Regions from separate parts of the Homo sapiens genome. Here region 2 is linked to region 1. A link is an interaction called in ENCODE POLR2A ChIA-PET data of the cell type or tissue named here. Cell type or tissue: GM12878. All regions are shown on one strand.

Region 1 (2,500 bases):
CTTTGACCATCTGCTCCTATCCCTCATTTTTTATTTAATTTTTTTTCAGATTTAATACTGTCCTGAGGTACACAAATGCTCTTTTTGGTTTGTGAAGCTCAAGGTCAATTTAAAGGCAAGTCCCTAGAGAAGTGAGCATTTGTGACTAGGTCATCTATTTCCCTGAATCTGTTACAGCTTTTGAGACGTATGTAAGAAGGAGAAAGCAGATAAGCCAAATTGGTTTTTGAGACGAGGGGCACCTACAAATGTAGCACTATTGACCATGAAAGTGTAGCATAATAGTATTTATTTGGAAAAAGATCCATTTGATCATTTTATCCTCTGGGAAGCTACAATGTCTACATCTTTCTTTTATTAAAAAGTTCGTTAGAATGTAACCCATTCCACCCTCTTCAACCACACCCCCGCCCACGCAGCCCCGGTTTTGTCTATTAAACAAATTCTGTTTTGAGATCATTTTCCCTAAGTTTCCCAGAATTACTACTCCCCCCTCTCAAAACTGTTTTAATTTGTGTAACAAGGCTACTCCAGAGGGATATTTGCTAGCAGGAGTATTGATCCAGTAATGGAGTTGCAGTTCAATTGCGGTGACAAGAAGCCCGATTTTTTTTTTTTTTTTTTTCCTTTAAGGATGATCAAGATATTTAGATTCCAGAGGGTAAAATTTGCACATGAAATCACCTGATTTTCCTCGTGACATTACGTTTTACTGCTTAGGCAATACACTTGCCTTAGCAGTTTGTTAGAAGTTCACACATTTGCACCTTTTAAATAGCTTTCAAAAAGAAGGCTGTGATTCTCTCTCGGGGAGAGAAAAATTGCCCTCTCACAAGTGGGAAGTTGATATTCCTTGGAGACCACCGGTCTTCTCATGTGTGACATTATTCCCATTCTCATACTGAGACTCTTACAGACTTTATGTGAAGCACAGTGTGGTGGAAGGAACACTAATGAGGAGCCAGGAGGCCTGGCTTTCATACTCTTCTGCTCTTCATCAGCTGCTGATGCTGGACTAGGCACTTAACCTTTCTGACGGTCCTCTTCCTCTGCCATTTTAAAACAAGCATAAGTTGCTATGTGATCTTACGGGCTCCTTTCCATTCTAAAAGACAAACCAAGGTATAACAAGCTTAAAATATTAATAGCTTTGGTATGAGTTGAAAATGGACAGTGTCAAAAAAAAAACTTTAAATCATTTTTGTTTTAATGTATTCCTTAATGCTAGTGTGAGAAACTCATTTCTTTCATCTGAGATTTTTAACCAAAAGCTGGCCCTGTTGTCCTCACTTCTGATGAGACAATCTGAGAACCTTGCATAGGGTGTGGATGTGGAACATGTTGAGCTGATGTCAGAGTTTCAGTCACCTTTACACAGCAGCGTTTCCCATCAGACTGATGTTCACACTTCTATTTCTGGCAGCAACCTGCTTGGCCACAGGGTTTGTACAATTTCTCTTTTTTTCTCAACACAGCAATTTCCCAGTGCATGTAAACTCTGTGTTAATTATTTTGGCTATTAACTAGGAAAGAAGAAAAGCTCACATTTGCTAAATCCAGAATGACGGAGTGGATTCAGAAGTGCTCTCTCAACAAAGTGGTTTACACTCTGGAGCTAATGCAAACTCTCTTTGTTTCAATGTATTGCTCGCAAATATTGATTAATCATTTTTCTTTATTAGCTTATGCCCTCTTGGTGGTATAATGCATTTGACTTTCCTTCTGTCTTCCAGGAGAGTGGGATATTATAAACCTGAGCTGACACTTCAGCAAAAGGGTTCCAGAGGTTTCTAGAGATGGGGAAACAGATGATTAATGTCAGTCTCCTCTAATAAAAAATAAACGTTAGAGAGAGAGGGTGTGTTTTTTCTTACGTCCTTTAAAACCTTGTGCTATGAGTATGCGACAGTAGTGAGGCAGAAGACACTATGGTGAAATCATTCAGTTCAGGAGGCTCATTCTTCTATTAATTCCACAGTGCTTCCTGGACACAGTTTTCTGTGCCTTTTAAAGAAGGGCCAGAGGCCTATTCTAAAACCTGTATGGCTGTCAAATAAATATCACTGTGCCGGCAAAAGAGAGATTCTGGTTGAGGCCTTTCCCTCTTAACTACCTAAGGACTGTATATTTTTAGGTACAAAGGAAAGAATTAAGCTGCCTTTTGTGTCCCAGTTGATAAGCATAGTCTTAACAGTCAGAACTCTCTGGCTCTAAGCATGAAAAGAAACTTTTAGTTTACACATAAAAGGGGTGCTTCACACACAGGACAAGGAAATGGGAAGTTATAAGGACCCCGGACATTATCTCCCTGTACATCTGTTTTCTTCTCAAGCTGGTTTTTATCACTCAGTCAACACCATGGGGAAGATAGCCACTTCACAGGCCTTGAGATCTCTATCTTATTTTAGGAAAACGGAGCATACTAAACCAAGGGCGTTTCCCTCTCAGTTCTAAATTCAGCAGGAGAGGATTTTATTGTCTCAGCTCATGTCAAACAAGT
Region 2 (2,500 bases), 110 kb after region 1:
AAAATTGCAGAATCCGTACCCCTCAAAACTCAAAAGGATTATGGCAGGTAGAACAAATGTTGAATTAGACAACATGAGAAAAAAATCCAGCAAAAATTTGGAAACACGCATGCTACGAACTATTTAAAAAAAAAACACTTTCAGCTGGGCGCAGTGGCTCACGCCTGTAATCCAATCACTTTGGGAGGCTGAGGCAGGTAGATCCACATGAGCTCAGGAGTTCCAGAGCAGCCTGGGCAACATGGGGAAACACCATCTTTACTAAAAATACAAAAAAATTAGCCGGCCGTGGTGATGCATGCCTGTAGTCCCAGCTACTCGGGAGGCTGAAGCAGGAGAATTGTCTCAACCCAAGAGATGGAGGTTGCAGTGAGCCGACATCTCATCACTGCATGCCAGCCTGGGTGACAGAGTGAGACTCCATCTCAATTAAAACAAAAACAAAAACAACAACAACAACAACAACCAAAACTTTCTCCTGTATGGAGAAATTCATAAGATATGTCAAAATACCTTCCTAATGATGATAATGATCTATTATTGATCTTTATAACATTCTGTCCCATGGCTTCAACATCTTTTAAGATAAATTATTTTATTCTAACAGCTTTCCTGTGAAGTACTTATTCTGATTTTTACGCATATGAAAAACTATTTGAATTTCCTTTTCTACCGACTCAGCTCCTGATTCCAGGACTTCTAATTCTGAACCCACGAGTTTTCCTGCAAAGCATTCATTGAAATGAAATATCTCCTCACCCATTGAAAGAAATTATGTCGGTCCCATCTCCACTAAAATCCTGGCCCTATAATTCTCTGAATATTAGAGCTTGACTTGAATTTGCCAACTCCTGTTTGTGCAGATAGTGTGTTAGAAAAGTAACACTTCTCCTTTGAAAAAGAAAAGAAACTTTCTTTACAAGATAATAAATATATAGGGGAAAAACATGGGCTTTTGTTTTTCTAGTTTATGGTGCAATCAGTATGTCATGTGGTTCATGCAAAGGCAGCTTCTTTATTTCAGACAGCAAAGGTCATCTCTTCTGACAACCAGTAGGTGAGCAGAATCCACTCAGTAGTATCACCTTACCAAGGCAGCAATGGGGAAACTACAGAAGTTTGTTGCTGGTCTTTAAACCAGCACAGCTTTGATCACCACCTTGGAAAACCCTAATAAGCTTAAGAGTCTTTTCTATGACTGACTAATGTCTTGACTAGTGAAGGTCCCTTGGGAGAATCTGTCTCTTTCTGTCTCTCTTCTTTTTCCAGAGAGTGGGGCTCTCTCAGTCACCCAGGCTGGAATTCAATAGCATGATCATGGCTCACTGCAGCATTGAACTCATGGGCTCCAGAGATCCTTCTAGTCCTCCTGTATTGCTAGGACTACAGGTGTTGGCCACCATGCCTGTCTAATTTTTTTTTTTTCTTTTCTGCAGAGACAAGGTTATCCCTATGTTGCCCAGACTGGTCTTGAACTCCGGGCCTCAATTTATCCTCCCATTTCTGCTTCTCAAAGTGCTGGGATTACAGGTGTAAGCCACCAAGCCTGGCCTCAAAATCCCTCTTTTAGGCAGACAGAGATAAGAATGAATGGGATTTGAATTCCCCACAGGCATAATATATTGTTTCTGGGCTCTTCCCAGCATTCTTGTTATGCTGCAAGATTTGGAAGGAGGTGGTCTCATCTTATTTGTTTAACAATTATTTACCAAATATCTATTATGGGCCTGGGACTCTGTCAGGTGTCCAAAGACGGAAAGGTATGAACTGTGCCTTCCAAGACTTTACAGTTCAGTGGGAAGACAGGCAGATCAACAGAGAGTGAGAATCCAATGTAACATGTTCTGTATCAATCTGAGGTGTAATAAGCAGTGAAAGCATAGAGGGTAAATTGTTAATTTGCCTGGAGAAGTTAGGAAATGTTTTACTAAAAAGGTAATTCTTGAGAAAACATTTAGTGAAACAGGAATTTGTCAGGTGGACAAGAAAAATGGGGGGCATATTCTAGCAATGGGCAGAGTATATGATATTAGAGACATGAAATTGTTTGGTACTGAAACCATCTTTGCAAGATTATGGCAGCAAGAAATCTGACATAGCTGACTCCATCTTGCTTCTGACCTCCAAGCTGTCCTTGATCATTCCTGAGTGTAGGCCAAGCTAACTTTAGGAAGAATTTAGTATATAGTTTAATCTTAGAGCAAAGATTAAACTTCAAAACATGTCTCTTTCTTTGTTCAGGTAACATTATGCAGACAGGAGAGCTCTAATATAACATTTTGGACCAAACTGAGAGAGAAGAGGGGTGATCTTTTCTGCATTCTGTTTGTCTGTTTCATAGACAAGAAAACTCTGAGGAAGTTTAGTAATCAACAAGCTTTAGAAATTTTGAAAACTGGAAGAAAGGTATATCTCTCTATTTCCCATCTCTACTTCATGCTCCACATTTTAGTCAGTGCCTTTTATCTAACCACAAATCTAACTGTGTCCCTCTCTTGCT

The links. ChIA-PET counts read pairs that join two places held together with the same protein. Peaks named below come from ENCODE experiments on the same cell type or tissue, not always from the same donor. Only the 100,000 strongest peaks of a DNase experiment are listed, where the experiment ranks them.
Region 2: POLR2A ChIA-PET joins it to region 1 with 5 read pairs; 2 of 35 experiments call an interaction of 5 or more read pairs at or near these places.

What each region holds. Positions count from the first base shown.
Region 1 is chr21:14,452,160-14,454,659 of GRCh38, forward strand. No RefSeq gene overlaps it. Among named protein-coding and RNA genes, the nearest start is that of HSPA13, 70 kb to the left of the region's middle. RefSeq lists cis regulatory regions at 1-122, 2,078-2,500. In GM12878, no CTCF peak of the experiment used is centred here; DNase peaks (open chromatin) are centred at 922, 1,382 and 2,082; H3K4me3 peaks cover 254 bases; H3K27ac peaks cover 2,500 bases.
Region 2 is chr21:14,558,254-14,560,753 of GRCh38, forward strand. It overlaps a transcript of SAMSN1 not described here. Among named protein-coding and RNA genes, the nearest start is that of SAMSN1, 13 kb to the left of the region's middle. In GM12878, no CTCF peak of the experiment used is centred here; a DNase peak (open chromatin) is centred at 1,093; H3K4me3 peaks cover 37 bases.